Regions from separate parts of the Homo sapiens genome. Here region 2 is linked to region 1. Evidence: read pairs that join two places in POLR2A ChIA-PET (ENCODE). Cell type or tissue: PC-9. All regions are shown on one strand. Each heading gives the region's core, and the rest is flanking DNA. Links, peaks and the distances in the headings are about the cores only. Region 1 has its middle 14 kb from the start of ALDH3A1. Region 2 overlaps EPN2 (epsin 2).

What was found. Peaks named below come from ENCODE experiments on the same cell type or tissue, not always from the same donor. Only the 100,000 strongest peaks of a DNase experiment are listed, where the experiment ranks them.
Region 2: POLR2A ChIA-PET joins it to region 1 with 10 read pairs; 3 of 35 experiments call an interaction of 5 or more read pairs at or near these places.

Annotation. Positions count from the first base shown.
Region 1 is chr17:19,759,826-19,765,195 of GRCh38, forward strand. No RefSeq gene overlaps it. Among named protein-coding and RNA genes, the nearest start is that of ALDH3A1, 14 kb to the left of the region's middle. RefSeq lists enhancers at 1-109, 2,637-3,137, 2,672-2,761. In PC-9, for the core only: CTCF peaks have their summits at 2,868 (motif pointing left) and 3,070; no DNase peak of the experiment used is centred there.
Region 2 is chr17:19,246,773-19,252,142 of GRCh38, forward strand. The region is part of intron 1 of EPN2 (epsin 2); the gene reads left to right. Among named protein-coding and RNA genes, the nearest start is that of EPN2, 12 kb to the left of the region's middle. In PC-9, for the core only: no CTCF peak of the experiment used is centred there; DNase peaks (open chromatin) are centred at 1,589 and 2,309; H3K27ac peaks cover 2,608 bases.

The DNA of each region.
Region 1 (5,370 bases), core at 130-5,129:
GAGTGTCCATGGACTCCCATGCCTGTGCTCAGTGAGGCCCCACACTCACACGCACAGCCCTAGCCCCGAGGCCTGCTTGCCACCAAAAGCAAGCATCTCAACACGTGGCCTAATGCCTTCCTCCTGCACGAATCCATGGGGCCTCACTCCCCACTCACCTGTCATTTCGAGATTTCCACGCTCCCTGCTCCTTGGCTGCCCCGCCCCACGCCCCACCCCTCCTTCCTGCCACCCTCTTGTCCATCCATCCACCCAAACCCTGCCTCTGGGCCCTCTGGAAAGCACAGTCCTCCTCCTCCCTTCCTGAACCCGAAATCTGTTTGCCCAAAGGACCAGGGCGGCTTCCCTGCGGCCCTCCTTCCCAAGGGTGCTGCCTTTCTCCAGGCCCCTCACGCCTCAGGACCTGGGGTGGAGAGGGCTCCTCCAAGCCCTGTGGTGCATCCAGGCCGCAGGACAGTGCTTGTCTCCACAAATCCCAGCTCCTCGGAAGCTGACACCATGGCCCGAGGCCCCTCCTCTCTCCCTCTCCCTTAGGGAGGCCCACCTGGCCCTCCTCACTAAGATGCTCAGCGCCAGAGCCCTCGGCTTCTGATCTCATCTGCACCGACTTTTTCTTCCATGCGCCTTCAGCTCACACTGCCAAGGTCCCACTGTGAGCGATGAGCTTTACACAGTGACAGCCCTGGTCAGGAGAAAGGTGCTCTCTCATAACTGATGATGCCTGTCTGGGGCCAGCAGGATCAGAGCTGGAACTAAGGAACAAACACTGGCAAACAAGTGCCTTATTTTTCCATGTAGACCTATTTTTTTCATATTTCTTTTGTGGTAAAAATACATAAAATAGATTCACCATTGTAACCGTTTTCAAGTGTAGAGCTCAGTGGCATTAAGCACATTCACACTGTGTGCAGTCATCAGCTCTATCCATCTCCAGGACTTTTTCATCCTCCCCAAACTGAAACTCTGTGTCCATTAAAAAAACTCCCCAGAGCCACTGGAAACCACCATTCTCCTCTGTCTCTATGAACCTGACGACTCAGTGCCTCATGGAAGTGGAATCATACAAAATTTGTCCTTCTGTGTCTGGCTTCTTTCACTCAGCGTGATGTCCTCAAGATGCATCCCGTGTTGCAGCACGTCAGGATTTCCTTCCTTTTTCAGGCTGAATAACATCCCACCATCTGTCTATGCCTCATTTTACTCCTCCACTCACCAGCCCGTGGACACTTGGGCTGCCTCCACCTTTTGGCTATTGCAAATCACGCTGCAATGAACATGGGGGTGCGAGGATTTCCTCGAGACCCTCTTTCGCTTCTCTCAGGTATATAATCAGAAGCAGAATTGCTGGATCATGTGGTAATCCTACGTTTAACTTTCTGAGGAACTGCCAGACTGTTCTCCACAGCAGCTGCACCATTTTAACATTCCCAACCGCCATGCACAAGGGTTCCAATTTCTCCACATCCTCACAACACTTATTTTCATGGAGGTTACTTAATCGCTACAGTGAACAGGCAGGTCTCAGAGTTTGCCGTCAGAAAAACAACTCTCTTTTCTCTCCTCTGAGCTCTGCAGCTAGTTCTTCCTGGACCTTGGGACGAGAACTGGGGCAAGTCCATGATGTTCCCTCTCCGATCATGAATAACAACTTGATTTCAGTCAGTTAAAAAAAAATGCCTGTTGGGGACGGGCGTGGTTGTTCACACCTGTAATCCCAGCATTTTGGGAGGCCGAGGCAAGCAGATCACCTGAGATCAGGAGTTCGAGACCAGCCTGGCCAACATGGCAAAACCCCGTTTCTACTAAAAATACAAGAAAATTAGCTCAGCGTGGTGGCACACGCCTGTAGTCCCAGCTACTCGAGAGGCTGAGGCAGGAGAATCGCTTGAACATTGGCAGCGGAGGTTGCAATGAGCCGAGATCACACCACTGCACTCCAGCCTGGGCAACAGAGCGAGACTCTATCTCAAAAAAAAAAAAAAAAATGCCCGTTGGGGTAATCCTTGGAGCCTCTTCCAAGTACCTCACCCCGTGGGCCTCTGCAGCTGCAGGTGCTGTGGTGGGCAGGAGGCCCTATAGGCTTCTCAGCCTCCCCACCTTGCTCCTCCTTCTCCTCCTCCTCCTCCTCCTCCTCCTCCTCGGCCTCAGTGAGCCCGGGCTCCACTAAGATCACAGAGGGAAGGTAGGCAAAGGGGCTGGGGAGCAGCTTTCTTGTCTCGCGCCAGTCTCAGGTGGTTTCTTCTGAGGTCCGAGGCTTGCTCGCTCACACAGCAGCTTTTGACAGCCTCCCACACCCTCTGTTCCCAAGGACTGCTGCCCTGGGCTCCCTTTGACGGAGGAGATGCCATCTCTACAGACGGCTCATGCTCCTCTGCTGCTCCTTAGCCTCTGACAGACACCCCCTGCTTTCCTGCCAAGGCCCCCTTACCCCAAGCCCTGGAGCAGCCATGTTGGACAGGACCCCCAGCTCTCCCTGCCTGCGTCTCTGCCCACATCGCCCCCTTGGCACTGCTGCACAGTCTTTGGCCTACAAAGTGTTTGAGAGCAGCTGGCCAGAAATGAACTCCTGGCCATTTGATTTTTCAGGCAGCAGACACCCACCTAGCATGTCCCCCAAGCTTCAGAAGATACATAGAAAAGCTCTCCCAAAGGTGCCACCAAGGAGGGGTGCCAGCAGCCTCAGCCCTCCATCGGAGGGAGACGCTCAAAGCAGTCTCACTTAGCATCCCTCAAAAGCAGGGCCGGGGAAGGAGAGCCAGCGCAAGGGCAACACTGAGTTGGGTCCTGGCTATTTCCGCGGGGGCGCCTGAGCAACGGTCTGGCTGGTCTCCCCTGGCAATGGTGCACCCGGAGGACTCAGCACTGCCCTCTGCTGCTGGCAGGTTGAGCTTAGCAAAATCAGCCTGCTGGGCCCACGGGTAGCCTGCAGCTCCTTCACCATGGCAGGCTTATCCTGGGCTCACGGTGCAAGCATCAGGGTGGCCAAGGATGGAGGCCAGTTGACCTTCACTGGACAAGTCGTCCTGTCCACCTGGTTTGTCCTGTGCCCCTCTGGTGGGCGCTGACACTAAACACAGTACTGTCTGCTCACTGCCTGGGTTATCACAAGTCTTCTCCAGATCGCCTTCGCTCCAACTTGCCAATCTTGCTTCTTCTAAGCCCCTGACCAATCAGCAAAGCCATGCACCACTGCCCGCATGTCTGTGTCTCTCCTTCCCCCCAGCCTCTCCTCTCTATACAAAGGCTATGCCAGGCACGCTGCTGGAAGCTCTGCCCACCTTGCAGACAGGGTCTCCTAGCATGTGACCTAGCTTCACCAATCCAACAGGCCGACACTGGACCTTAAAAGAGCCAAGATGTGGGGACCTCAGGGGTTTTTCTCTCTGACAGCAGTAGTGGTTGCCACAAGATCAAATTTCCCGAGAGGCAGCGGACACAGTGTCAGCAATGCATTGACATCCTCTGCCTATTCCAGTTCTGCAGCTTCATTTCTGACTTTTTTTCCCCAGCTCTCCAGGCCTCCCCCAAATTCTTACAAATAGCCTTTAAAAAAAATAACAAGTTCTTTTCTGCTTAAATAAGCCAAAGTTGTTCCTATGTTCCCATTTTTGCTAAGCTGCACAAAATGGCCATAGGAATTCCTCCCATCCCTGTATGTACAGAGCTTTACAATGTGCCTTTGCTATAAACCCCATCAATAGGGGGATTTCTCCACCTCCTGAATCTGGGCTTGGTCATGGGGCTTGCTTTGGCCAATGGGACACTGGCAAATATGAGGCACAGAGACACGTAGGGTGCTGGTGATTGCGCCCTGGGACTTGCTCTCCACCTACCATGGGACACCACCATGTAAACAAGGCTGAGCTGGCCTGCCAGATGATGGCAGACAGGAGGCCAAGTCATCCTTGATGTCCCAGCTAAACATCATGCAAGTCTACAAACCCAAGTGAAGTTGTCTTAGACCACTGACCACCAGCCATGTTGACTCAGACCAGAACTGCCTAACTCGCCCATAAGCATGATGAGAAATAATACATGCTTATTATTTTAAGCCATTAAGTTTTGGAGTGGCTTGTTATACAGCAAAAATTAACTCATACACTTTCTAGCAACTGAGAATACTGATAGATACCCACATCCTATTGATCTCCAAGGCATTTTAACTCCTACTCATCTATTGAAATCATCCATCATTCTCATGTGAGTAAGTTTCATCTGGTCTCCCTGAATCCATCTGTGCCCCTCTCATCTTTTCTGCAACCTGCCAATCTGATTAAGCCACATCCCATGCTTAAAAATGGCTGCAAGGCTGGGCACGGTGGCTCACATCTGCAATCCCAGCACTTTGGGAGGCCGAGGTGGGTGGATCACTTGAGGTCAGGAGTTCCTGACCAGCTGGCCAACATGGTAAGACACCATCTCTACTAGAAATACAAAAATTAGCCAAACATGGTGGCGGGCGCCTGTAGTCCCAGCTACTCTGGAGGTTGAGGCAGGAGAATTGCTTGAACCCGGGAGGCAGAGGTTGGAGTGAGCCAAGATCTCGCCACTGCATTCCAGCCTGGGCGACTGAGCCAGACTCCGTCTTAAAAAAAAAAAAAAAAAAAAAGGCTGCAAGCTCATCAACATACCTCTCCCTCTCTCTCTTCCCACCCAGACTCTCTGACCTGCAGTCACACAGTGACAGTGCTGACAGCCTGTGTTCTGTTGTGAGCTGAAATCCCCGACTTGCTCACATATACATAAACATGCTTAAAGCTGCACCTAAGCAGATCCATCTGCTTCATTTACATCTAGAGATGGGCTGTAAGAACATGAGCTCTGGAGGAAGCCTGCCTGAGTTAGAATCCTGGCTCAGGGACTCACCACCTATGAGAAATTAAGCAAGTTACTTAACCTCTCTAAGCTTCAGTTTCCTCATGGGCTGGCTGTGGGTTCATATAAAATGCTTAGAACTGTGACTGGCAGGCAGGGCGCAGTGGCTTACACCTGTAATCCCAGCACTTTGGGAGGCTGAGGCAGGTGGATCACCTGAGGTCAGGAGTTCAAGACCAGCCTGGCCAAGATGGTGAAATCCCATCTCTACTAAAACTACAAAAATTAGCCAGGCGTGGTGGCAGGCACCTGTAATCCCAGCTACTTGGGAGATTTAGGCAGGATAATCTCTTGAACCCAGATGGCAGAGGTGCAGTGAGCTGAGATCGCGCCACTGCACTCCAGACTGGGCAAGAGTGAGACTCCGTCTAAAAAAAAAAAAAAAAAACTGACTGGCATGGGGAAGACATGCAGTGTATGTCAGCCATTATTTTCCACAAATATCAGATATATGTTGAGTACCTACTATCTCCCAGGTACTGTCCTAGGAGCTAG
Region 2 (5,370 bases), core at 321-5,320, 510 kb before region 1:
TTTTTTTTTTTTTTGAAGCGGAGTCTCGCTCTGTCACCCAGGCTGGAGTGCAGTGGCGCGATCTCAGCTCACTGCAGGCTCCGCCCCCGGGTTCACGCCATTCTCCTGTCTCAGCCTCCCAAGTAGCTGGGACTACAGGCGCCCGCCACCACGCCTGGCTGATTTCTTTTTGTATTTATGGTAGAGAGGGGGTTTCACCGTGTTAGCCAGGATGGTCTTGATCTCCTGACCTCGTGATCTGCCCACCTCAGCTTCCCAAAGTACTGGGATTACAGGCGTGAGCCACTGCGCCCAGCCCCCTGTGTGCCTTTTTGATACTCAGAGCTGTCCTGGGATATAATGACTATACTATGGATGACAAAATTTGGGAAACATCTGATTGGAGAAAGAATTTGTATGTCACTTTATGAGAAGCAGCTGGGAGATGTAGAAGTATGGGCATTTCAAGGACAGTTTCATGACTGAGGCCAGTGTCAACCTGAAAAATATGGAACACGTGATCTAGAGGCAAATAATGGTTATAAATGAAATGCCACCAAGAACTTAATCTAATTGAGAAGACAAAGTTACTATTTGTGAGACAGAAGCTAGCAGTTTGTTGAGCCATGATTTTGATTCTTTGTCAGGGGGTCAAGAATGGAGAAAAAATTTAGAAGTCAGGGAAGCTATCAGGAGAAGGTAGGATTTGAGCTGGACCTTGAAGAACAAGAAACAGTATCCCTAAGTGGAAGGCAGATGGGAAGGTATTTCGGATCTCAGGAACAGCAGGAGTTAAAGCTTGAGATGGGATGGGGTAGGTGCTTGAGTGTGTGCTGGCTCCTGCAGCTGGTGACGGGTGGATGCCTGCTGGGAGCAGTGAGCTCCCAGGTGGCCAGATGGCCACTGGCTCTGATGAGACAGCAGCCTTGGGGTTTGGTTTTCTGGGTAGTAGGGAGCAGGGTAGGTCTTGAGTGGGTGCCACCTCAAGTGTTTGAGAAGGGGGCCCTGCGGAGTAATCTCTGTGGGTGGGGGCCTGGCCCAGACTGGCTTCCTGAGACTGGCTAGATAGCAGTTCTAGAGATGGAGAATGAAGAGAAGCCAGAGTTGAGTTGTGTTTAGGGAGTAAAGGGGGCCTCAGTGCTGGCTGGGAAGTTTGGATTTGACTCCCTGGGAGCCTGCAAATCATGTGGCCTGGAAAGCTAGAAAAATGCCCATGATGGGGCCCTACCCCAGACCAATCAAGGGGGAGCCAGTAATTTTTAGAAGTGCCCCCAGTTAATTCTCATAGTCTGTGTGGGTTGAGAAGCTGAGCTGTGTGCTTGGAGGAGCCTCTGGGAGTGTCAGGGATTGGAAGGGGAAAATTGAAGCCAGAAGAAGCCTTTGAAGTAATGTGGTGCGGGGACTGGGTTCCTGAGCTATTGTAGAATGACTGTGGATTGGCTGGTGGAATCAGGGCTGGAGAGGAACTGGCAGAAATGATCACCCTGGCTGAAATACGCCTCTAAGCTACCTTGGTAAATAAAGAAGGACAGCTTAGTAGAAAGTTTAAACAAGGGATGGGCAGAAGAGACTGTGATCCACCTATTTGGCAAGCCTCCTTTCAACCTGCATTTTAGCCACAGAGCAGGCACAGCAGGTTCTTATCTGTTCTCTCAAGCTTGCTAGCCAAGTTCCTCCCCACACCCTAAATTGTAATGACTGCAGCAGATGGTACATGTAAAATTTTAAATTACATTTCTTTAATTTTATTAAAGATAGTTGTAATGTGGAGTTACTAATTTAGATAGATTCAGTTTATTAGTCAAAGTCTAGAAGTGGGATTTTACATGGTACAGTTAATGCATGTCACAGTGTCATTGTAATATATGGTATTTCAGTCAAAAAATGAGTTTATAGTCCACTTCATTTATTCTTTACTTAATGCTTATTGAGCACATATGTATTATGTGCTGTTGGCTGGGAACGCCTGAGTGAATAAAATTTAAGTTCCTCTTACATTTCAAAATAGTTTTTGGTCTGCAGATGGTGGCTCTTGCCTCAGTAACAAGTAATATTAGCTTTGGGAGATAGCTGGGGGAGGGAAGTTTAGAAAGTGGTGTCAGACACTAGAATGGAACCTGGGAACCAGAGAAGGCTTCGAGGAAATAGTATGTGAGTCGAGTCTTGAAGGAAAAGTGGGAGTTCTCAGGGACAGAGATGAGAGGATCCCTGGCCGAGGGAGCTGCATTATGCAGAGGCCTGAGCTGAGCAAGGAGGGCGCAGAGGAGGAAGAGCTGGACATGTGGCAGAGGCCCAGCTGCCTGCTGACCAGACTCTCCAGGCAGGACAGGCGAGCTTGGTGAGGTTTGACTCATGGGCTGTGGTTTTCACGTAGCCTTTTGGCGGTGAGTGGGCAGGACTGTGGGCCTTCCACCCCACCTCTAATCAGAGCATCTCTGTGCTGGTGAAAGTGGGGAGCTAAAAAGAGCCCACTTGAGAAGTGTTCCTCTGCTGTTGAAGAACAACCGAAGTTATCTGGAGCTGCAGTGAGCAAGCTGGCACCCTGAGGGTGGCTGGGAGGGAGAGGTTGGAGGTTTCTTCCAGAGGACCTGAAGAGCCCTCACTTTTTTCTGTTTGCAGTGAGATGGATGTTCCCTCCTCTACTCCAGGCCAGTTTCCCAAGGCCTCTGGGTAATGTCTATGTGATTAAACAGTCTCTTGGGAATAGAACTCCTTTCAGTTAAGCAGCTCTATTTTCCAGAAATCCCTGGATAATTTTATGACCATGTGGTAAAGGTAAGGGACCTTGCGTTAACTTGGGGTGAATGTCAGAGAGCTGCTGTGTGCTAGGCTCCGTGCTGGGCACCCAGGAAATAGTCCTTGCCCTTGACTCTGCCCAGTCTGGACTAGAAAAGTGGTCCTTAGGTGGATTGAGCTCACAGATGTGTTTTGTTTGTGCCTCTTTCTAAACATTGAAATTGGTTGCTCTGTCAGTTTCCTATGGCTGCTGTGACAAATTGCCACAAATGCAGTGGCTTAAAACAATGCAGTTGTATAGGCGGGAAGTCCGACACAGGTCTTAATGGGCTGGGGTCATGGTGTAGTTAGAGCTGGTTCCTGCTGGAGGCTCTGGGGGGGAACCCGTTTTCTCTGCCTTTCCAACTTCTTGAGGCCTTTTGTGTTCCTTGGCTCGTGCTCCTTCCATCTTTAAAGCCAGCTGCGGTTTTCCACTCTTTCCCACGTGGTTTCTCTCTGACCCTGACTCTTCTGCCTCCCACTTCCACTTTTAAGGATCCTTGTGATTACGTTGGGCACACTGAATAATCCAGGATACTATGTTTTAAAGTCAGCTGATTAGAAACTGAATTTTTTTTTTTTTTTCAGACGGAGCCTCTCTCTGTCTCCTAGGCTGGAGTGCAGTGATGCCTATCTCGGCGCACTGCAACCTCCGCCTCCCTGGTTCAAGGGATTCTCCTGCCTCAGCCTCCCGAGTAGCTGGGATTACAGGTGTGCGCGACCATGCCTGGCTAATTTTTGTATTTTTTAATAGAGATAGGGTTTCACCATGTTGGCCAGGCTGGTGTCGAACCCCTAACCTCAAGTGATCCGCCTGTATCAGCCTCCCAAAGTGCTGGGATTACAGGCGTGAACCACCATGCCCTGCCTAGAAACTTAAATTCTAACTGCTACCTTAATTCTCCTTTGCCACAAAACCTAACATATTCACAGGTTCTGAGGTTAAGATGTGGTTATCTTTGGGAGGCCACTATTTGTTGGTCATAGTTGCCAATATTAAAAACAGGAGATCTTACATAGCCTCCTAGTCTTGCAGCTTCATTGACAAATCAGAACACTTGGCAGCCTGGGGCCTGTACTGTTGCCTGGTAACAGTGGGTCAGAGCCAGTGTCGGCGCCATCTCTAGTTGGGGCTTGCGGGTGCCAGTTCTCCACAGACTTCCACCCTCCACATGGTGCCTGCTTATTTCCCCTGGTTGTCTGGTCCCTGCTCTGGGGACACAGGGGCTTACACAGAGTCCAGTCAGGGCAGAATCCCCAACGCAGGGTGGCTGAGTTTGTCTACCTTTCTGTTCATACCCTGCTACTTGCCCCCCTGCACCTCCCCCCTCACTTACTGCCTCTATACCCTTTCCCTGAAGCCTCTTCTGCCTCTGCCTGGCACACACTGTCCCTCCTCCTCTCTGTGCCCTTCTCTCTCTGACCCAGGGCTCTACATTCTGCAGCATCTCTGGTGCTATTTTAGGTGGGATTGTTTGTGCCATGATTCCTTGTCTCTTGTCCCCTCCTTTTCTGGCACCCAACACTAGTACATTCTGATGCCTTCCCTTTTATGTCTTGCATTGGTGTTTGTGAAAAGCAAGTCTTTATAGTGTACCTTTAGAGCAATATCCATTAAAAACCAGGATCACACAACAAGCATGTAGTTGAACATCTGTGTGCCTTGCACTCTCCTAGACATTGGGAATGCCATGGGGACTCCTGCCCTACCTCTAGTTCTAGAAGAGGGATAGGGGAAACAAATGGATAGGCAATCACAGTGTCAGCTTCTTACTGCATCTGGAGAGGCAGGATCTTGCTTCCTTCAGCTCCCAAGCCTGGAGGTGAGCTCTCTTTGCACTGTGTGTTGGGTGGGGTTGTTTGTGGGGCTCTGTTAAAAGCGTTTCAGTGGAAGATCCCTGAGTTTGCAGACATCGCCTGGACCCCCAGCTTGTAGTTGAATTTTTTTTTTTTGAGAAGTGCAGTTGTGTAATCTCAGCTCACTGCAACCTCTGCCTCCCAGGTTCAAGCGATCCTCTTGCCTCAGCCTCCTGAGTAGCTGGGATTAGAGGTGCACGCCGCCACTCCTGGCTAATTTTTGTATTTTTAGTAGAGACAGGGTTTCACCATATTGGCCAGGCTGGTTTTGAACTGCTGACCTCAGGTGATCTGCCCACCTTGGCTTCCCAAAGTGTTGGGATTACAGGCGTGAGCCACTGCACCCGGCCAGGTAGTTGAGTGTTGAGCAGGCAACTTGGAAGCTTGGATATCATACAGGTTGAGTATCCCTTGTCTGAACTGCTTGGGACTAGAAATCTTTTAGATAGTAGACTTTTTTGGATTTTTCAGTGTTTGCATATGCATAATGAGATATCTTGGGGATGGAACCCAAGTCTAAACGTGAAATTCATTTATGTTTTGTGTATACCTTACACCCATAGCTTGAAGATAATTTTATATAATATTTTAAATAAGTTTGTGTACAAAACAAAGATTTGACTGCATTTTGATTGTGACCCCGTTGCATGAAGTCAGGTGTGGAGTTTTCCACTTGTGGTATCATGTTGCTGCTGCTCAAGAAGTTTCTGATTTTGGAACATTTTGGATTTTGGATTTTCACATTAGGGATACCTAATG